Linked DNA regions of Homo sapiens: regions 1 and 2 are each linked to region 3. A link is a loop called in an ENCODE intact Hi-C map of the cell type or tissue named here. Cell type or tissue: A673. All regions are shown on one strand. Region 1 has its middle 5.6 kb from the start of SNAR-I. Region 2 has its middle 50 kb from the start of GMNC. Region 3 has its middle 150 kb from the start of OSTN.

Evidence for each region. Hi-C counts contacts between places; a loop is a spot of excess contacts. Peaks named below come from ENCODE experiments on the same cell type or tissue, not always from the same donor. Only the 100,000 strongest peaks of a DNase experiment are listed, where the experiment ranks them.
Region 1: it touches region 3 in a loop (7-fold over the local background); 66 of 110 quality-filtered maps call a loop at or near these places.
Region 2: it touches region 3 in a loop (8-fold over the local background); 46 of 110 quality-filtered maps call a loop at or near these places.

Annotation. Positions count from the first base shown.
Region 1 is chr3:190,879,514-190,887,513 of GRCh38, reverse strand. No RefSeq gene overlaps it. Among named protein-coding and RNA genes, the nearest start is that of SNAR-I, 5.6 kb to the right of the region's middle. In A673, a CTCF peak has its summit at 3,109 (motif pointing left); a DNase peak (open chromatin) is centred at 3,103.
Region 2 is chr3:190,808,384-190,816,383 of GRCh38, reverse strand. No RefSeq gene overlaps it. Among named protein-coding and RNA genes, the nearest start is that of GMNC, 50 kb to the left of the region's middle. In A673, a CTCF peak has its summit at 4,397 (motif pointing left); a DNase peak (open chromatin) is centred at 4,383; H3K4me3 peaks cover 1,146 bases; H3K27ac peaks cover 882 bases.
Region 3 is chr3:191,046,448-191,054,447 of GRCh38, reverse strand. No RefSeq gene overlaps it. Among named protein-coding and RNA genes, the nearest start is that of OSTN, 150 kb to the left of the region's middle. In A673, a CTCF peak has its summit at 3,300 (motif pointing right); a DNase peak (open chromatin) is centred at 3,327; H3K27ac peaks cover 2,681 bases.

The DNA of each region.
Region 1 (8,000 bases), 170 kb after region 3:
GTTGATAATATTGAATGAAGCTGTCAGAACATTAAGTATGGTAAAAATTCGAACAACAAACCATCATGTATTAAATGCCTACCGTGCTCCAAGAAGAGCGATAAGCATCGTATAAATTGCCACTCTAAAAAAAATTTCTATCTAAAGCATAAAGTGGTTTAAACAGATAAATGCGTCATTTAATCAGTATGTCAAGACATTTCTTATTTTTTTTGCAACTTATAATTTGTCAAGACTTTTCACATTGTTTTATTCATTTGTCACTGTTGTGGACGAAAAAAATGTCTTACTTCCTCTTCTCTTTATACATCTGCCTTAGCCCATAGAGAAGGACATTTCCGCCTACTCTCCTTTCTTCACTCCCTTGTTGGTTTCTGCCCACAGAAAGAGGAGTTGATCATTTGCCTGTTCTGAACATGAGTCATCTGCTCAGGTTTTGCTGCTAGACAAGGTTTATTTTCCGTAAAAAGCAGGCAAACGCCCTGCTTTATCTTTTACTTTCTGCACTCTCAGGTGCTGCAATTTTTTTTTGTGCTACCTGCTCCTGTGTATAAAGCTCACCTAGTCATCAGCTGTCAGTGTGTACCCTTGCAATATAGCCACTACTTCATTCTCTCAGTTCCATTCATACTACAAGGTAAGATAGAGCAGCCATACATGCTTATGTAATAGTTGAATAAATGGACTTGGGAGTTTGCTCCATAAAAGTAGCCATTTTAACATCAAAGACATCTCACTGAGATATCCAGTCAAGTGCATTCCTTTATCATATTTTACCAGAAAATAATCCCCTGCATTGGGGATTATTAGATAAACACCCAAATTCACACACACACACTCACACACACATACTCATGCACACACACAGACTTTTCTCACTGATGTATTCTTGTGTGTCTGTGGATGCTGCATACGCTCCCTTAACAGGTACATTCAGAGCAGAAGAAATGAATTATATATTATGAATTAAAAAACCCAAGTCCAGAGGTCTTGGTATTTGACCAAGATGAAACTATTAGTAAAAAGCAGATCTAGGATTTAAATACAGATCTTCTCAGTTTATTTTTAGTATTCTTTCACCTGCCCTATAATTTTTCACACAGGCATATAATTAGTTAAATTTGAGTAATCAAAATGTATGTAGCATTTTTCCTTCAATAGAATATTTGCCATATTTGTATTCATTAATAACTCAATCTAAAATATGTTATTTGTTTTACTAACACCAAGTAATATATGAACTATGTGAATTTCATGAAAAAATAGTGCTCCAAATTAGAGAAACAGCATTTTGAGAGTAAGAGTAAGAGCAAGAGAGAGAGGGAGAAGAAATTAAATGCTTAAACATAATTAGCATACCTGAATAGGAAAAGAGATACTACCAATTAAGTCAGTTGGCTTGTCATCTTATGTTCCCATATCAGAACTTTGATAGGTCAGAAAAGACATAGAAAGAGAACAAATAAAGAATAACACTCAGTAAATGGATCAAAACTATACCTATCCCAACCTTGAAATCTTTTAGTCTTAAAAGTCAGCTGAGAGTCTCATGTAAAAGAGGATGAGTTTCCAGTAAAAATCCTTGAGGCTTCTGAATAAAGTGAACACACTGTGAGATAACAAATGGAATATCTAATACTAGAGAATAAAGAGTTAATAAAATAATAGAGAAAACAAGTATTTAAAATGCAGATATAAATATTCTCAAAAATTTAAACATGTTGAAAAACAAGAAGCAAGAATCAATTGGAGACACTGGTTGTCGCAAATACATATGGCTGGAATAAGAAAGAACCTTGGCTGGGCGCGGTGGCTCACGCCTGTAATCCCAGCTCTTTAGGAGGCTGAGGCAAGTGGATCATCTGAGGTCAGGAGTTCAAGAACAAACTGGCCAACATGTTGAAACCCTGTCTCTGCTAAAAAATACAAAAATTAGCTGGGCGTGGTGGTGGGCGCCTGGAATTCCAGCTACTCAGGAGGCTGAGGCAGGAAGAATTGCTTGAACCCAGAGGCGGAGGTTGCAGTGAGCCAAGATTGTGCCACTGCACTCCAGCCTGGGTGACAGAGTGATACTCCGTTTCAAAAACAGACAAACAAACAAATAAACAAATAAATAAATAAAACTAACCTGAAAGTATTAGCTGACTAAAAGAATGGATACAGCCTAATTAAAAAAATGGAGGTTAGGAAGAGACTTAGTAACACTCCCATAATAGAAATACCAGAAATAAAGAAAGAGAATAAAAAAGAGGCAATGAATGAAAAGAATAACTCAGAATTCATTATAATTAAAGCCATAAAAGCTCAGACTGAAAAGTTATGTACGATTTCAATCCTTCAAGAGACGAACATTCCTGCACCTAAAGACACACTGAAATATAAAAGTATTAAAGATATTATCTAAGAGATCCCCAAAGAATAAGCAAATAGTCTACAAAGGAAGCAAAGAATCAAAGTCATGTTAACTCTTCTTAATCTAAGAATATATTCACTGTTTTCATAATTTAACAAATAATAGTAATAAAAATGCAAATTAACTTCTCATCTCAAACTACATTATTCTTAGGATGATGAATAGATGTTTATTTGTTCTTCACAAACTTCCCAATCCTGATTTCCTTGAAATTTAATAAATAAGTTTATAATAACTTTATTGTTAAACAGGTCGTTGTCAAATTGCATTTGTCTACTTTCTAAAACATATTCTTAGAAAGTACACAGGGGCATCATAACTCTGTTTTACAATATCATCAAGCAGAGAATTATCTCAGTTGAGAATGATGGCTTTTAAAAAGAATCCTACTCTCATAATTGTACTTATTTTCCATTGGTTTCTAAATGTGCTTCCCTATATTTTCATAAATTTAAAGATAGAGGACAAAAACTTCAAGACCTGGTTGGTATTTAAAGCGAATTAAGTTAGCTTCATGCTACAGAGTCATAATAATACAAAATTCTAGAATTACTGCAACATTTATTTCTTTTACATTAAATTAAAAGGAGAAATTACATTTTTCAATCAGAATGTGTATTGCGATAAAGGGACATTTATTCCTTACTTCAGTCTAAACGTATTAGAAAAGTCTCCCAGAAGCTCCCTCTAGCGTCTGAAGGATGCAACAGCTCACTGGCAAAGGATTTGTGAGACAAACAGATGTGAGAATTTTAGTGTCTAAAATGTATGGCTCAAAGAGCATGGAGATCATCAACTCCAACACGCATTCTTCTTACAAATGGGAAAACTAAAGGTCCAGAGAGAATGCTTTGTCTAAGCTTACGCTGTTAGTGGTAGATCAAGTAGAAGTCAGGTCTCCTGGCTTCTAGTCCACAGAGCATTCCATTCTACTCTGTAGACTTGGATTTGGAATAAACAGGCCCAGAGCAGAATAAAAGCAGAAAATTTTAAGAAAATGAGATTTTTTTTAATTGAAGAATGTAAGGGATGAGGAAACAGTCATTGGGATAAAGGAGGAAACAACGAGGTTAACATTAATGAAAAGGGCTAGGGAATCATAGTTATATGTTTAAAGAACAGGAACCCAGGGCGGGCGCGGTGGCTCACGCCTGTAATCCCAGCACTTTGGGAGGCCGAGGCAGGCGGATCACGAGGTCAGGAGATCGAGACCATCCTGGCTAACACGGTGAAACCCCGTCTCTAGTAAAAAGACAAAATAAAATAAAATAAAATAAAATAAAATAAAACATAAAATAAAAAATTAGCTGGGTGTTGGCGCGTGCATGTAGTCCCAGCTGCTCGGGAGGCTGAGGCAGGAGACTCGCTTGAACGCGGGAGGCGGAGGTTGCAGTGAGCCGAGATCGCGCCATTGCACTCCGGTCTGGGTGACAAAGTGAGACTCCGTCTCAAAAAAGAAAGAGAAAGAAAAAGAAAGAAAGAAAGAAGGAAAGAAAGAAAGAAAGAAAGAAAGAGAAAAAGAAAGAAAGAGAACCCAGAGACAGGGTGATTAAGATGATGAGTTAAAATTTACCATACTTGAGAGCTTATTGATAGATGATTGGAAATATTCTTAAATTGAACATTTGCAAAACTATGAATTTTATTTGTGGGTCTTAAGATCACTAATGAAGTTTAGCTACTAATTCCCCACTTATTAAAATCTATTACTTAACTATTATTCTCTTCTTGTCACCTGTCTCAGTAGAGATTGCTGACAATGCAGAACATGAAAATGCCAAAGCAAAACAATAAACCTTGATTTCCTGCCCTATCCTAGTTCATGATAATGGACTGGCAGCGGGGTCGTTAGTTAAAACAGCCATGATATATTATCCTTAAATAGTGTGTGCAACTTTTGTTCTCCTCATCCTTCTCCCAGAGCGCACAAAGGACAATGCCTCTCTAGAGAAATCTCCAAGAATGAGCTACCTTTAGAAACACAAACTGCAAACAGCCTCATAGCTTTATCCTTAGGTATGTGGCTTTTGTCTTCATACCGTTTCTGGGAATTAGTTTGTAAAAAATAAATTCAACTATTTCTTTTTAATGAGTATTGAATGTGAGAGCGCGCTGTATGTATAGAGAGGTACATCAAACAGGTCATAGTCTGATGGGGAAAACAGGAAGGTACAGAAGTGGGAAATATTGTTTCTAGTACCTTTCAATTCTCAGAACTTTTTACATCTTAGCAATTGTGGAATGTGATGCTGAATGCTCTGGAGATATTATTACCAAATACATACTGTCAGGTACTAAGGATACTTGATACATGAGCTACTGTTCACCAACAATACCAGTGTAGGAGGTGAGTGAATAAGGAAGATATAGCTGCAGTGGAACTCTAACAAATAAAAACGTGTTAGACAAGAAGCTTCCACATGGAATAATGCAGTGTGAGCACTGAATTTTAAAAAGTGTTGAGTATGCTGGGGAATTGCAAGTAAGTAGATGAGAATTTCTGAGTTTCTATGCTACATCATTTTATGGAATGAAATAACAAAACTCCTCAAGGCTGGCTTGTTTACTCATTAATTGAGCTGTTTCTTGCCAGACAAAAATGGTAGAGATTTGGCGATAAATTTCTGCTAAGTCACTTTGAAAAATGAGAGGACTTCATAGTAATTTAGTTCTTTTTTATTTTCAATTTTCACAATCATCATCATAAATAAAGACAAATACCTAATAAGCTAAAATATATTGAGAATCAAACTTGTGCAATGTTCTACAATTAGTGTTTTTACCAACGTCAATCACGTTTTATTTTTGCAGAAAACTTTTAACTCTGAGGCAATACTATATAACCAATAACATAAGAGAAACAGCCAAAGCATCAGCACATTCCACAAAAATCTTCATCACATCGTTTGGCAAGTTTCTGTATCTAAAATAATATATAAAATACATGATTCCTTGTTTTTTATGTGAAACATTAAAGTAAACTTAGAGAGCTATACTTAAGAAAGTTTTATAAATCTGATGGAAATATCATTGAATCTAAAATGTTGGGGAAGACGTAAGTGCTGTAAAAATGTTCCAGTAATGAACAAGAAGTTGGAGGCTTCATGAAATTGGACAATAGTTCAGTACAGGGAACTATGGTAGAAGACTAGATGCAAAAAGAGATCTAAGTTCCAATAGCAATTTTACATATATGTATATATAAATATGCATATATATGCGTGTATATATATATACGCATATATATGTGTGTATATATATATACGCATATATATGTATATACACACATACATATATATAAAATCTCTAAGGCATGTTATTAAAGCACTAATTAGACTAAATCAAGTTGATGGTTTTCACCCCTCACCACAACTTCCGTTTCTTCTTCTCATACCCAGGAGTATTCAACTGCTCATGTGAGAGCCTCAAGTCCAGAAAATTATTCAACAAATTACTACTCCAAAAGGTTGTCTAAAGTGAATCGGAGACTATTTTCTAGAGAAAGAGATCCAAATACATTGTAGTAGCTTTGGGATACCTTTCACAATATCACCTTATCCAATTATCTGGCAATAATCCATTAGCTATCACTTTTTTCACTTACTGTGCTTGCTCTCTGACCCCAGTTAATTAATTTAAGCTGTTCAGTTTTTGATTGAATTTTTGGCAAATTTTATGTTTTGCTATAAATGTTGTGAGAAATAAAATTTCATTTGAATTTACGTCTTCATTTCTTAATATTTTCTTACATTACGGTCCTAAAGTAGAAATAATAAATAGGTATTAAGTAAATATTCTTTATATCTATTACCAAAGTGTTTTACATAAACATTTTACTAATGTATGCTTGTGTGACTATAGTTTTGACAACACTGAGTTATACCTTTAATTTTATTTTCTACTAGGAAAAGTAATATCTCATTTTAATTTGTGATGTAAAAATAATTGGTAAGAAAAACAGTAAGAAGTAAAAATTCTAAATTATTTCAGCAAAATCTAGAAATAAGTGCATAAAATAGAGCATAAAAACATTTTAAAGGTCTCTTGGGAGGGGCAGATGAGAGTGAGAGAGGTAGCTAAAAATAGTTTTTAAATATAATCTTATTGGAGTGGAAGGAAAGAATGAAAAACTAGAATGTTTCCCTGAGATAACTAATTGAGTTTATCAGAGTCAATATACAAAAATAGAGTACCAAAGCTTTGACCAAACTTGATCCACCTGTTTTCAAATATACTAGTTCCACTTCTTACTAGCTGCGTAACATAAGGTAAGTGCTTCAATTCCTCAGTAGTTAGATATGATAATTATCCCTAGCTCTTATAGGAGTGTTGTGAGAACTGAATTAGATACTACAAATTATTATAGATTATTAACTATAATAAAAAAAATATAGATTTCCAACATTTCAAAAAGGCACACAGTATATACTTGATAAATATTATTATTATAACAGTTTGGTATTCATAGCAATAGAGAGAAATGTGTCTCAGTATGAACATCCAGAAGGAAAGACAGCCACTTAATAATAAAAATAAGGAATGATTTCCAAATTAACAAGGTGAAAAATGTAATGAATACCAACTTTATCAAGCACATAAGAGTAAAGATTGAATAGAAAAAAAGGTCTAGAAACATTAAAATTAAGAAAATACAAATGGAAAATAAAAAATGAAAGATAAAATGTGAACCAAGGGGTTTTTAGAACAGTGAAGTTATTCGTATGACACTGTCATGGTGGCTACAGGTCATCAGACAATTGTCCAAACCCATAGAAAGTACAACACAGGAAATGAACACTAATGTAAACTATGGAACTCAGTTAACAAGCATGTATCAACATTGGTTTATGAAATGTAACAAATGTGCCATCTAATGCAACATGTTAATAATAGCAGAAACCTAGGGTGAGGGTAAGGGGGTTTATAGGAATTTTGTGCTTTCTACTTAACTTTTCTGTAAAGCTAAAAGTACCAAAAAAAGTCTATTAATTATAAAAATAGTGTAGTTATATATATATGTATATATATACACACACACACACACACAGAGAAAGAGCAAGAGATAACTCAGCCGAAATTTCTAATATATATTAGAAATTGTATATTAATTATATATATAATTTAGTAACAACAGATTTTTGTCAGCTATATAACAAAATAAATTTGCTAGCTTTTATCCTTAGTTACTTGTATGTTAATATTTCCTTGAAGTATTTACAACACCTTGCAGATAAATGGTTTAGAAAGTACATATAGATTATTTCATCATTGTAGTAATTCTAAGAGGTAATCAAAGTCAGGTATTATTTATGCTTTAAGGATTACAGAAAAAGCAATGTCTAACTTCATGGAACAAGCAAGTTGCTGAGTGAACATAAAGACTAATTCTTCTGATTTTTTGATTTTGGGAAAGACTCATGTCGATCAAAATAAAAAATAAATATATTCTGTAAAAAGTGCTAAAAAAAAGGCCAGATAAATGAAAACATAAAGCAAAATGAAAGATATAAGATGTTTTATCAATCATTACAGAGATTGGGTATGGACTACAATTTCTCCTGAGAAAGAAAAGGTTTATGTTCTTAAA
Region 2 (8,000 bases), 240 kb after region 3:
AAATAATGTCAGACTATTTCATAAACACTTTAAAAACCCTACAGTAACATAATTTCATTGCCCCTCATATTTTTTGTACTTTTGTTAACATGTATTTCAATTCCATATGTTATAGACTCCTAAATAACTTCTGCATAAACACAGGTGTTATAAGAAGTGTGTGAGTGTGTGTTTAGACAGAGTTAAAAGATATTTTATATTTATCTACATATGTACACTTTCTGGTTATTTTCATATATTTCTACAGAACTGGACTTTCATCTGATGTAATTTTTCTTAGCTTGAAGAATTTCTTTTTATGTTCCTGTATTAGTCTTACTGCAGTATATTCTCTCAGGTTTTCTTTTCTTTCCTTTTCTTTTTTTCTTTTTTTTTTTTTTTGAGACAAAGCCTCTTTCTGTCACCAGGCTGGAGTGGAGTGCAATGTCACGATCTCAGCTCACTGCAACCTCCACCTCCCAGGTTCAAGCAATTCTCCTGCCTTAGCCTCCCGAGTAGCTGGGACTACAGGCACCCGCCACCATGCCTGGCTACATTTTGTATTTTTAGTAGAGACGGGGTTTCACCATGTTGGCCAGGATGGTCTTAATCCCTTGACCTTGTGATCCGCCCACCTCAGCCTCCCAAAGTGCTGGGATTACAGGCGTGAGCCTCAGTACCTGGCCTCTCTCAGGTTTTGTGTGAAATGCCTCAACTTTACCTATAAAATTATTTTTTCTGTACATAGAGATTGAGTTTGACAGTTCTTTTTTCCTTTCAGCACTTTAAATACTTTTGTCATTGTCTTCTAACCTCCACTGTTTCTAATGAGATTTTGTCATTCTTATTATTGTTCTACTATATAAATGTCTCTTTTTCTCTAGTTTCTTTTAAAATATAGTCATGTGCCATATAGCAATGTTTTTGTCAAGAACAAACCACATGTAAAATGATGGTTTCATAAGGTTACAATAGAACTGAAAAATTTTTATCACTTATTGACGAACTCATAGCCATTGTAACATGATAGCACAATACTATGCTTCTGTGTTTGTGGTGATGCTAGGGTAAAGAAGACAACTCTGCTTCCAGGTATACAGCATACACAATTTTCTATACTACATAACACTTGAAAATGATAATAAGTGACTATGTAGTAGTTTATGTATTTGTCATACTACACTTTTTTTTTTTAACGGAGTCTCGCTTTGTCACCCAGGCTGGAGTGCGGTGGCGTGATCTCAGCTCGCTGCAACCTCCACCTCCCAGGTTCAAGTGATTCTCCTACCTCAGCCTCCCAAGTAGCTGGAAGTACAGGTGCATGCCACCAAGCCAGGCTAATGTTTTGCATTTTTAGTAGTGACGGGGTTTCACCTTGTTAGCCAGGATAGTCTCCATCTCCTGACCTCGTGATCCACCCACCTCTACCTCCCAAAATGCTGGGATTACAGGCATGAGCCACAGCGCCTGGCCCATACTACACTTTTTATCTTTACTTCAGAGTATAGTCCTTCTAATTAGATTATAGATAGATAGATAGATAGATAGATAGATAGATAGATAGATAGATAGAGATATATAGACAGATTTACCTGTGAGACAGTTTCAGGCAGGTTCTTCAGGTGGTATTCCAGAAGAAGGCACTGTTATCATAGATGACAGCTTCATGCATGTTACTGCCTTTAAAGACGGTCTGGTGTAACAAGATGTGGAGACAGACGAGAATGGTATAATGATCCTGACCCTGTGTGGGCCTAGACTAATATATGTGTTTATTTTTTGTTTTGAACAAAAAAAAAGTTTAAAAAAAGAAAATTTAAAAGTAGAAACAAAGAGTGAGGATATAAAGAAAGAAAATATTTGTATATAGCTACACAATGTATTTGTTTTTTAAACTCAGTGTTATTACAAAAGAGTTAAAAAAACTAAAAAGTTTGTAATGTAAAGCAGTTATAGTCAGCTAAGGTTAATTTATTATTGAAGAAAGAAAACCATTTTTAATAAATTTAGTGTGGCTTAAGTGTACAGCGTTTATGAATCTACAGTTGTGTGCAGTAATGTCCTATGCTTTCACATTTACTTACTACTGACTCACTGACTCACCCAGAGCAACTTCCAGTTCTTCTACAAGCTCCATTCATGGCAAGTGCCCTATATAGTGTACCACTTTTTAACCTTTTACACTGTATTTTACTGTACCTTTTACATGTTTAAATATGTTTAGAGACACAAATAATTGCCATTATGTTACAAATGCCTACAGTATTCGGTTCAGTAACATGCTGCACAGGTTTGCAGCCTAGGAACAACACGCTATACCATATAGCCTAGGTTTATAGTAAACATACCATCTAGGTTTGTGTAAGTACACACTATGAGGTCCGCATGACAACAAAATCACCAACAACACATCTCTCAGAATGTATCTCCATGGTTAAGTGATGCATGACTGTATTTTTTAATGTTTAGTTTGCAGCAGCTTTCCTAGGAAATTCTTAAGTATAGTTTTTTCTGTTTGTTGCACTCACTGTCTTTGGAATTTGTCGTTGGAGCTTCCGGGATCTATAAATTGTGTTTTCAGAAATCATATTTGAAAACTTGTATCCATTATTTCTTCAAATGCTGCTTTGTTCAGTGTCCTCTCTTCTGTCCTCACAGCTCTCCATTTATACCTATATTTGACTAATTTATAGTTTCTCGGAAGTCCTTGAGACTTTGTCCATTTTCTTCTGTATTTTCTTTCTCTGAGTGCTTTATATTGGATGATTTCTATTGACTCAACAAACAGAAAGTTCACCGATACATTCTTCTGTTATGTTCAATCTGCTTTTAATCACATTCAATAATTTTATTTCTGATACTATATTTGTTAGTTCTAGATTTTCTATTTTTTAATTGCTTTCAGGTTTATCCGGCAATGTCCTATTTTCTCACTCATCATATCTGTCCTTTCCTGTAAATTCTTTAATATATTTGTATGATTGTTTCAAAGTTCTTGTCTAATAATTCAAACATTTGGTTGTTAAATGTCTTTTTATTTACTGAATATTTCCTTGTCATAGGTCATATTCTCCTACTTATTCATGTTTTATAATTTTCATTTTATGCTAATATATTGTATAAAAGGAAATACTGAAGTAATGCATATATACATAGTATATATATCACATATAGTATATATACTATATATACTATATATTATATATAGTATATGTAGTATATATACTATACTACATATATGCTATATATAATAGTATATAGTACATACAGTATATATGTAGTATAGTATATATACTATATAATATATGAATATATATAAAATATGTATAATGCATAAAATATATATACTGCATATATTTATATATATAGTTTTATTTGTTTCTTTTTCTCTAAGAAGTGATCCACTTTCCTCTGTTTTCCTCTGTTAGCTAGAGTAAAGGACTGATCAGTTTGTTGCTTCAAGCAGAATTTGAAATGTCTGTAGAGATGTTGTGGCTTTAATCCATCTGGCAGGGCTTAGAATGGAATCACTAGGAATCAAAGTAGTTGTTTCTTTTCTTTTTGGCTCAGCCCCCAAATACTTTGGGCCACCAAAACGCTAAAATTTTGATGTTATCAGAATTTTCGTTAATTTCAGCTTTAATTAGACTCATTTTAACTTTCTTTTAAATTTCTTGGCCACTTGTTTGGGACTTTCTTTTAAGTAATAACCTACGAATAAATACTGCAAGATTATGAGATCTCAAAAATAAAAAATCTTAGACGTATATCTGAAACTGAAACTACAACACTGCTAGACCCTCAGACTGCAAGACCTTGATGAAATCGAGGGGGCTCTAAGTCTGCAAGATGTGAAAACACTTCACTCTCATTGAAACAGTAACATAAACAAGAACACATTTTTTTTTCTTAAATTCATTAAAAAGCTATGAGCCTAAAATTTTTTACATACAAAAATAAGCACAAGGAGGATCATCGTAAGAGACAAAGGTTACTTTCATAGCTGACACAGCTTGGAGTAAGCAGTTTGGGCAAAGAAGAAAGAACTCTCGGATTGGGAAATAACTGGATAATCATTTAACATTTCTAGAGCTAGGTTGATGTCAACAGAGTGCAAACATTCGCCCGTATTACTGAGCACCTACCCATTGCGTTGAATAGAACAATTTCTGTTTGATTTGACTCTCCAGCAATATTCTAATAAGTAACAGCAAAATAATTGTTTTACATGCCTCATGAAAAAGTCACAATTTTATACTCCATCTTCTAAATCCCACAAATGTGCCTTCGTCCTGCATCAGCTGTTCAATATTTTTTCCCTCACAAACATTTGTCTCATTTACCATCTCCCCAGTGATTCTTTCCCTGAAACCCTGTACTTTTGTAAGCCGGATGTTTACTAATGCACAGCGCCATCTCCTGGTGATAATTAGGAATCAATAGCGGACGTGTACAAAGATTTAGGCTTGTTTCCAGTGGAAGCACAGGGTTAGCCCTCCTTGCCCAGTGTACCTTTTCCCTGACTGGGTGGTATTAGGCAACTCTAGCAAAAGCCGCCGCAAGAAACCATCCCGTTTATTAGAGATGCACCTGAGTGACTTTGTATTATAAAGAGGAACGCCATGATGACATACTTGCTTTTGCGTGTACTATTAGAGGCATGTAATAGACTATAATATCTGAACTTACAATATATGGTCAATAGCTACTGAATACAGATGGCACTGTGACATCAGGAAGAATATAAAATATCTCCATATTTGAGATTGTGAAGAAAAATCACCATTTGGAGTCAGAAAATCCAGATTTTAGTTGTGCGACCCAGACAAGTGCTTTTACTTCTGTGAGTCTCAGTTTCCTTATCGGTTAAATGATCATATCTCTTGCACCTGCCTTGGTGTGCTATTCTGTGGATAAAGTGAGATAATAGATGTAAAAACATCAGTGAAAGGCTAAACACATACAAGTGTCACTAGTAGTCATGGTTAGCTACTGAAATTAGATGGCACTTTTCATGACAATTCAATCCAAGCTGTGTTGCAGGCAGGAATTACAAGTGTGGTATCTTCTTGAGTTGAGAAAAATGGAATTAAAGGACTATTTACAAGTCTCTTTGTGATCCTCGGAAAAAAACAATAATCCCTTTTTCCGTGGATAATATTCTCATTCCTCTGATGATTACAGTCAACAAGGGCTGGTCAGTGACTCAGAGAAAGAGCCTATCCTACCTGAAAGAGGTGTGCTCACCACCAAGTAGTCAAAACATCTATGTGAGTGTTCACAGACACGGTCAGTCTTTTCTGCACTCACCGAAGCTGATACAGACAGGAAGCACAGGACAGTTTGGGGCAACTCCTAATCCCATCCTCCAAGCCACAATTACACACTTGGTTTTCCTGACTATCTTCTCATTTAAGGTTAGCTGTTAATATACAGTTTGATGTTTTAAAAAGGGGGTTTTAGGTGAGTTGTGCTCAGAAGGACTCTGGAGAACAGTGAGTGCAACTGTCTTTTTTTATAGATAAGAAAATTGATGACCAAAATAGAAACAACAAAAATTTACTCATGGTATCACATTGATACTGAACAGGTACCCCAATATATGAAACGCCCAACATATGTTTTGCTTGTTTATTTTGTTTTGTAATTACAGTACTGGGAACTGTTGTGGCTTTCTGTTTTCTCTTTGATCTGTGCTCCAAAGAATGATTCTGATTATAGGATGTCAATATCATAAAAATATAGCATTTGATGGTAACAAAGCTGCTCTCTGACTTACAAATACAGATCACAAACATGGATTTTCATGTTTTTTCCACCAGGGGTGAAACAGAGAGATGGTTATTTGGATGTCCATGGGAGACAAGCAGACATGAAAGATCAGCCAGTTACATGTAATAGAAAAAGAGTAGTAGGCTAACATCAGGGTCCAGAGACAGGCAAATGCTAACCACCCACATAATGGTTTGTTGTCATGGAGGTCAAAGAAGAGATAACCTAGGGGATCATCGAGCAGTAATCAGGGGTCTGGGCCCAGGTAGAAATTGGAACTCTCCTCGTAGTTAGGCAGCAAAGCCAGAGTCATTGTGTTAGTGTTCAAAAATAGCCACTCTCCTCCGTAAATAAAGGACTGGAGATTTCGACTGCATATCAAAGGTGAGAAGTATTCTCTTACCTTTTCTAGGCTACACCAGAGAGTTTGTGGATCCATAAATCTGGTTCTGAACCATAAACAGCTTTTATCACCTCTGACTCCTGACAGTGATGATAGCAGTGGCTACTAACTCTAATATTACACTTGAATTCTTTGGGGGCATAGGTGGAATTTTATTGAGTTTTGCAAGCCACTCAAAATCCAGAGAGCATGTGGATTTGTCAGGGAGCAGGTCCAGGGAAGACGCTAGTGATGGTCAGCAGCCTTCCCCACTCAGGGGATAACTCTGAGTTCCTAGAAGAGTACAAGAGACAACACTCACTGACCTGGCTCCAAAGTGAGGCGACGCAGGGTCAGAGTGTAGTGCTTGGCGAATGATCTCATGTGTCTCTGGACAGCTTTTTTGGTTTCTGAATGACTACAGCCATATCTGTTTCTAGACCCAAAAGCTACAGGAGACAAGAAGCAGGCCAAAAGACACACTGGCAACTTCTATGTGCATTCAGGGGTGAGCATCCTGAAGCCCAGAGCTGCAAATTCTACAAGAGAAGCCTCCTACCTGTAGGTTTCCTTAAATCTTATTCTGCTCCAGAAAGGCATTCAAGATGAGTTGTGGGATTTTAACTCATGAGAAACATGTAAGGCACATCCAATGCTGGACACAAAAGTCATCACTGCAAAGTATGAGCTGGAGCAGGACCAAACACAGGGAGTCGTGTTCCTTCTTGTCCCAGACGAAACAGAGACAATTACTTCTAAAGGTCTGTGTGAGTGATACTTAGTCTTCATGGTTAGTTATTAACACTGGTTGCAAGCTGGGGGGCCCCTCAAAGCATAATTGATGTCTATTGTTTAATTTGCAACTTTGAGTCCTGTGTTAGACAGCAAGCCAAAAAGGGTGGGGGCATCTTAGTAAATAAAAGGAGACATAAAACCTACCACCAAATTCCTCCGCTTCCACTATTCATTTTGAAGACTTTCATGTTTAGTATTTAATGGGTACAAATATAATTGATCACTTTAAGTCTTTGTTTATTTGTACAGATTTAAAAAACAACCAGAACAGCTGCCTCTCTGCTGACTCTGTGGGGTAAATGTTCCTGGTCAGTGACCTGAGAGCAATGTAGACCCATTTAGAATAGAAACTTTCCTCTTCATACTTTAATGTGGCTTCTTAGAAAAGCATTAAAATTTGAGCCCTCTCTGGAATCACCTGTTGTTACTAGGAGAACATTGCCCTTGAAGTCAAGCAGGCATCTCAAGAAGAATTGTAGGAGTAGAAAGGGTACGTTTTTAGAGTAACCTTTTGGTCGTGTTACCTTTGGATTCTGTTATGTTCAATACACGTTTACAAGAACCTATTATTGAGATGGCTTATAAAAATTAAGTAACAAAACTGATCCATGTGAAGCGCCTAGCAGAACACTCAGAAAATGAGGGCTAATATAAATGCCAAAATGTATATTATCACTAAGGTAACAAGTATTTATATAGAAATTTTAGAAAATTCGGATAACAGCAAAAGTAATAAAATCACCTGCAATCTTATTCCACAAGATAATCTCTGTTAATGGTTCCAGTCATTTTTCCTAAGGAAGTTATTATAATAATAATGATGGATTATATAATTACATTTTGCAAGTGCTTCATGATACCAAGATAACCATCCCTGAAAAATTTGGTGTAAAGAGTCTAAGAGATTAAGACGTTAGTGTATTCTGCAGTGAGTTAGCTCTATGACCTCGAGTGCTTCTTTTGTTCTCTGGTCTTCATTTTTACCTCTATAAGTGTATAAGTAAAGCTATGTAATCACTAATGACTTTCTCCACTAAAAATCAAAATTAGAAACAAAAGCCCTATTATCTTT
Region 3 (8,000 bases):
GATTTCACAAAGTTCAACTTGATATTTATTGATTTATTTATTGTAGAGACAGAGCCTCACTATTGCCCAGGCTAGTCTCAAACTCCTGGCCTCAAGCGATCCTCTCACCTTGGCCTCCCAAAGTGTTGGGATTACAGGCATGAACCACCATATTTGGTCCTCAAATTGATATTTAGATATTCGTTTTTTATTACTGAAGTTGACCCACCCAGCACAGGAAAAGCTGGGAAACAGCAACAAGTATACTTCAGATTTTAAAAAGAGCAAAATCAAAGGCTTAAAGTTGGAGGAGAAGAATATGGAGATGTGATTAGGGAAGCTACTGAGAAGGAATGTAGGAGAAATGCTGTAGTCATTCTGAGAAAAGCCTTGAGAGCCAGGCTGAAGAGTTTTATCCTAACTGAAAGGCAACGGCATTTTTGAGGAGTTGTGTAACATGATCAAGGGTTTTATGCAAAAGTTTACCCTGGCATTGTAGAAAAGAGAGTTTATAGAAAGCTGGATGTAAACCACTTGGAAGGTGCTGCTTTCATCCTTCACAACATACTGGGAATTATTCCTGATGTTGCCACCTGTATATATGCATGGAGTCAGGAAAGGTCCAACATTTGGAAAAATCAGGAGAAAAAAAAATCACGGAACTCTGTCTTTATTTTTATACCATAAGACTTACCCTCCATAGTAGAGATGATTTCACCCACACCCTCCTCCTCCAACTGCCCTCCCATATTTAAGCCCTATTGCAGCCTAAATAGCAAGACATTTCATAGTACGCTGTTTCCATGAGGCAGTTTCGTAAACATTTGTTAAGCAACTGCATTTCTGTTTGTTCAGCATCTTCTTAATGAGTTTGTGAAGGACTTAGTAACCTTTGAAAATCAATTCAGAGTCTTGTTTTATATCTTTTTTTTTTTTAATGGATGCAGTTGTTACATTGGACACACTGTAAGCAAGACAAAGAGTCATCTAAAGAAATCACAACTCGGGGCAATCAAGTCAGCATAACTCTGCGTCCCATATCTGACTGCATCTAAATTTAGAAGTTTTCGTTTTGAAGACAGAATTTTGTTTTTAGCTATTTTCATGTTCTTACCCAGGAAACATCCATGAATCCTTTCGTGAGTATTCAATGTAACCCCATGGTGATATTTGAAATATTTGTATGACAGTTGAAAAGTGCCTCTCTTGAGTAGGCAATGTATATTGACAGTGAGAATACATTGTGGGAAACATAACAAAAAATAATTCCAATCTTTTGTTTCAGATTTTCACAATTTAAGTGCCAGAGCAATCCTATTTATTTATTTATTTATTTAGAGATGGAGTCTCGCGTTGTCGCCCAGGCTGGTGTGCAGTGGTGCAATCTCAGCTCACTGCAACCTCCGCCACCTGAATTCAACCGAATTCTCCTGCCTCAGCCTCCCGAGTAGCTGGGATTAAAGGCGCCCGCCACTACGCCTGGCTAATTTTTGTGTTTTTAGTAGAGACGGGGTTTCACCATGTTAGTCAGGCTGGTCTCAAACTCCTGACCTCAGGTGATTTGCCCACCTCGGCCTCCCAAAGTGCTGGGATTACAGGCCTGAGTCAACTGTCACTATGAACTGTACATATAAAGAAACTGAGTTTACTCAGTTTCAATTGAACAACAAAAAAAGACATGCCCAAAGTCATACAACTAGTAAATTATAGAGTCAGAATTAGAAACCTGGCAGTCTTATTTCAGCGCCTACAGGCTCAATTTCCATAGTGTTCTACCTTGCATTGAACAGAGTTCTAACTTCCGTCATAAGTCTTACTACTCTGTGCACTGAACAATGGTTAAATGTGTCTAGATCTCTCTTTCCAACAAAAAAAAGGTAATGGTATGTAAAGAGCTTAGAATAGTGCCTGACAAAAACGTTTAATAAATGATAGCTAAAATTAATATAATTATTAAAATAGAGAAAGACGAATTTCTGTCTGACATTACCTAGAAGAGCCTGAACAAAGGGACTTAAAATATGAGGAGAATTTTGATGGGTAAAATTTAGGAGGAAGAATAGCAAAGGTTGGATTCAAATACATGCAGGTAGAAGGGAGGAGACTGGGCTTGCAGGAGCTATGGCTGAATCAAAGGCGGAGTGTTGGGAGAATATAGTGAGAAACAAATAGAAGAGAATTCGTGTGTTCCATTTGCAGTGGAAAATCCATTGACAGGCTTCTCAGGAGGGAAAGGACCTGAATATTTGCACTTTACAAAAATACCTTCGGAAGCAGAGTGGAGGGTGAGTTTGAGAGAGGGAATAGTAGGAAAACAAGTAGAGAGATCTATAGCTAGTTGTCCATGATAAAAGACTGACATGTGTAGTGTGCTTATTATATGCCAACCACTATTCTGTGCTCATTTAGCACCTTAACTAATTTACTTTTTATAATAAAATTGTAAGATAAATAGGTACTTGTGCAGGTTTCCACTTCACTCTCAAAACTGTCCTGGTTTGCACAATACATTTTATGATCACCCATTCACGTGGCACTTTTTTCCTGAGTAAAGGTAGCAGGAAGCAGTAAGGTGAAACGGCTATAGTGCAGCAACTACAGTACTCAGTTGATGTGTTGGGAAGGTTTGGAAGACAGGAGCCTTGAATATAAGCTCTAGTTCTCTTCTGGAATTGATTCTTTTATCAATTATTCCTGATCATGGGAAGCAAAGATTGTTATAGGTAGAAGGGATATAGAGAGTATCTATTCCAATAGGTATATATAATATACTTTACCTGTATGTGAACACATACAGAGCGTAAGTAATATTTCAGGAGGTTATAACACCCCCACCCCAACCTTGCAGACAAACTTTGGAATGTGCTTTTTTTTTTCTGTGAGAAATAATACATCATTGTTTTATCATATTATCAGGGTTAGGGGCCATTTATCTAGGACAACCTATAATAAACAGAGTCCCAGAGAGGAAAAGTAAGTATTTTTACAGTTACTTACAGAGCCATAACTAAAGCCTATTTTATCTTGCTTTATTGTATCTAATAAAAACAACTTAAAAGATGTGTTTTTATGATTATTTTAATGTTAGGTATAGTCTGCTACTCAGCCATGGGAAAGATAAACAGTGATCATGAGATCCAAGGAGCCGGGGATTGTATTAGTTTCGTTGACAGTGTTCTCAGTGCAGAGAACATAGCCTGACACGTAATAGGCTAGGTTAACATTTGCTGGATGAATAAATAAAATGACACTAATTTGATTAATTTTATTGTTGTAGTGTTAGGTTTCTGTAAATAAAATATATTTTTCAACCACATGGTGGAGCCATTTAACAGTTACTCGAAAAGTAGAGCTGAAGAGAAGGCCATAAAAGCCACTGCATCTTTCTTCTGAGAAAGTGATTTAAATCCAGAGGATGAAATAAAATATTTAGATAATTTATCTGGCTTATCTCTTACTTAGAAACCTATACGGAAAGTAAATTGGATACAGGACTCGAACTGTGGATAAAAGGTGGAAATGCAGCACATATGCAGCTTTTTCCTATACTGGTGTTGTGTGGGGATTGTCCTAATCCAAAGGACATTTGCTTGGTGGCTGTTAGGCACCACACTAAAGCATGCTTTTGGTCACTCAGCACCTTTGGGAATAACAAAAGCACACAGGACAGCTGAACCAAGATAGAGATGCTACCTGATGTCTAAAAGTGCTGATATGTGTGCTGCAAATGTCTCTGACGGAGAAAAAATAACAACTTGTGCTTCTCCAGATGAAGGTAAATAAAGAACTGGGGATTAAGAGAGGTAGGACATAGCGTTTTGTAAGTGAGATTTGGTTATAAAGCTAGGGGGAGGATGGTTAATGAAGTCTACTAACAGTGGATGATTCATTTAGTTTAGCTTTCCCATTCAATAACGGGGGAAAGGGAACTAGTGAAATTCACCCTCTCTACTCCACACCATTTCAGAGTTGGCATTCCGGTTGTCGTCTAATGCCTCTAGATTCTCTGCACTCATTCTATTCCTATTTTCAATACACACATACCCTTCCTCTTATATACACACATGCATATACGAACTCATAAATACTCAAGGCTCCAGCTGTGGCCACCAGCCTCATCCTCTGCATCGTGCCCTAGGTGACAGGATGATATGTGACCAACTATTAAAACACCACTTTCTATGCACATCTTTATGTAACTGAATTTAAGCTATTTTCTTTTCCTCACAGTTAAGTAACCTGACAGACTATCTTTCTGAAACTTCCCTAGACAGATAGATCTTGAACTGGGATAGATAGTGGGACGATTTTTCTCCTATAAAATATCCTTGTCACACTAAGGAAAAGAAACATAAAGACAGCCCTAGGACAGAGAATAGAGCGTAGCTGTCATAGACTCAATTTTGAAGATTTTCTTTGAAGATTTTCTCAAAAGCCTGTTCTAAGCCCCTTGTCATACTTTAAAAAAAAACTCTTTTAATTTTTTCATTTCCCAAACTCTCACAATTTTAATGCAAACTTCTTTTCATTCCAAACACTAAGATAAACATGCCAAAATCCTGCTACATCAATCTAGTAATAATGGTTCAAAATCCAGTTTTTTTTACCCAACCATGTATAAATGCCATTTTCTCAATGCTTCACAAGTATTATGTGAGAATATCCATCTTGTCAGTGAAACCCCATTGACATTTTCAGGGGTTTGCCAACTCAACAAATTTCATTTTAAGGAGAATTTGAGGCTGATGGGGAAGTTTTTGTGAATATGTGTTCATGTGCCTGTGAAAGTTGGCATGATTTAAATAAATTTATCTTCCTCTTTAAATGTTTTACAAAAGAATATGAATGGGTCATCTGGAGCTGAGACCTGCAACTTTTTTTTTCTTTTTATTTTATTTTTTTGAGACAGAGTCTCTGTTGCCCAGACTGAAGTGCAACGGCATGATCTCAGCTCACTGCAACCTCTGCCTCCCGGGTTCAAGCGATTCTCCTGCCTCAGCCTCCCAAGTAGCTGGGATTACAGTCTCCCGTCACAACACCCTGCTAATTTTTGTATTTTTAGTAAAGACAGAATTTCACCATGCTAGCCAGGCTGGTCTCAAAATCGACCTCAGGTGACCCACCTGCCTTGGCCTCCCAAAGTGTTGGGATTACAGGTGTCAGCCACCACTCCTGGTCCAACTTTTTTTTTTTTTTTTTTTTTTTTTAATGAACAGCAGGTAAAAAGCCAAAGTACAGGCCAGCTAGCTTACCAAAGAGAACTGTGGAAAGAGAAAGCTAAGAAGAGCCTTTGTGGGGTCAGGACAAATACCAAAGATTAGTCTCAAAAACTACCTCTATCTAGATTTAATTGGACCAGGATTAATTGCATCCTTTTTAGGCCTGGTGCTCTGTTGAAAACAATAGAGCAATCAGCCAGCAATTAGAGAAGCCTAACAGATGAGTGTAATATCAAAGAAGACAGTTTAACAAAAAGATTAGAGAAAGTCAAAGGGAATCCTGCTAAAACTACTGTCATCTCGAGTGAGACTTCGTCTCAAAAAAAAAAAAAAAAAACCTACTGTCATCTCTGGGTGACTGTGCATATGCCTAAGGCTGTACCCCCCCGGGAGGGGCAATATTAGAAGGTATACACTGATGGAGAAATAGACTTTCCTAAAATAATCCAGCCAATTCACCAATTAACAAACAATAGCAAAGCAACTCCAGAAGAGAGTGAGGAGAATCAGCATCCAGAATTAGCACAGTATAGTACTTAAAATATCATACTTTCAACAAAGAATTATGAGACATAGAAATAAACAGGACAATAAACTTTTCCTTAAAAGTAAGGAAAGCTAAGATGATAATATCTCATCAAATAGTGAATCTAATAAAGAGACAGGAATTATAAAACAATCTATTGGAAATTTCAAAATTGAAAAGTTTAATAACAAAAGTGAAATATTTACTAGAGTAGATTTAAACTGGAAGAAGAAAAAATCAGTGAAGTATTAAGTGGATTGATATGGATTATGTTATCTGAAGAACAGTGAGAATAAATGATAAAAACAAAGAGATTCAGAGAAATGTAGAGCACCATAATCACACTCACATAAGCACAATGAGTGTATCGGAAGGAGAGCAGAGGAAGGAGGCAACAGAAAATAATATTAGAAAATTATTAGCTGAATAATATTAGAAAATATTAGCTGAAAATTTCCAAATCTGATGAGAAACATTAATCTACACAGTAAAGAAAGTCAGCAAATACCAAGAAGGATAAATGCACTTACACACACATCATAATAGAAGTTCTAAACACCACAGACTAAGAGGGAATTTTTAAAGCAGCAAGAGAAAAATGACTCACTACATACAAGGAAACCCTAACAGAAGAATTAGCTGGCTTTTCATTAGAAACAGTGGAAGCTAGAAAGCAGTGAGGTAACATTCGAAAAGTACTGAAACAAAAACATCTACCAAGAATCTTATATCTAGGAAAACCATGTTTCAAAAATAGAGGTGAATAAAGACATTCCCAGAAAAACAAAAATTGACAGAATTCTTTGATTAAAGAACCAACTAGAAAAACTAAAAGAAGTTCTTCAGGCTGAAAGCAGATGACTCCACACATTAATTCCAAGTCACATCAAAAAATAGAGTAATAGTATAGATTATCATGTATTGGCAAAAATATCATAAATATTTAAATAGCGTATTTCTTCTCCTTTATTTCTTAAATGATTTCAAAAAACAATTGTATAAAATGAGGAGCATATAATGCAATGTTGAACCTATAACATATACAAAAATATAATACATTTGGCAAAAACAACACAAAGGAGGTATTTGGGGGCAAAGTAGTATTGGAACAAGAAAATGACACCAGACGGCAAATGAAATTCAAAGGAATAATAAAGGCGAATATAGCAGACACTATAAATATATATTTACTTCTTCTCATCAGCTTCTCTAATAGACATAAAACTATATAAATTAGCAATTATAGTGATGTGTTATTGAGCTTGTTACAAATGTAGATGCATCATGCATAACGATAACACAAAATGAAATGGTATAAAAAAGTGGATGCCAACAAATTACATGAGATGGACAAATTTCTAAAAAGACACAAATTGTTAAAACCGGCTCAAAAAGAACAAAATTCTGAACAGGTATATAATAAATAAAGCTATTAAATTAGTAATATTAAACAGCCCATAAGAAAAGCATAGACCCAGAAGCCTCTCCCATTGTATTATCATAGCACGCTCTTTAAAAGTCAATTGACCATAATGTTAGGGTTTGTTTCTGGATTCCCAATTGTACTCCATTGATCTATATGTCTGATTTTAGTGATGTGACATGATATTGTGTTACTGGAATAAGGATAGACATATAGATCAATGGAGTAGAATTGATTATTCAGAAACAAATTCTTATGTTTATAGTCAACTGACTTTTTTTAAAAAAAATTAATTTTATTTTAAGGTCTGGGATATATGTGCAGGATGGGCAGGTTTGTTACTTAGGTAAATGTGTGCCATGGTGGTTTGCTTTACCTTTCAACCCACTCCCTAGGTATTAAGCCCTGCATGCATTGGCTGTGTATCCTGATGCTCTCCCTCACCCTGCCTCCCGACAGGCCCCAGTGTGTGTTGTTCCCCTCCCTGTGTCCGTGTATTCTCATTCATTGTTCAGCTCACACTTATGAGTGAGAAATGTGGTGTTTGATTTTCCGTTCCTGTGTTAGTTTGCTGAGGATAATGGCTTCCAGCTCCATCCATGTCCCTGCAAAGGACATGATCTCATTCCTTTTTATGGCTGCATAGTATTCCATAATGTTTATGTGCCACATTTTCTTTATCCAGTCTATCACTGATGGGTATTTGGGTTGATTTCATGTCTTTGCTATTGTCAACTGACTTTTGACAAGAATAGTAAGACAATTCAATGAGGAAAGAGTACTCTTTTCAACAAATGAAGCTGTAACAATTAAATAGCTGCGTGCAAAAGAATTAATTTAGACCCCTGGCTTA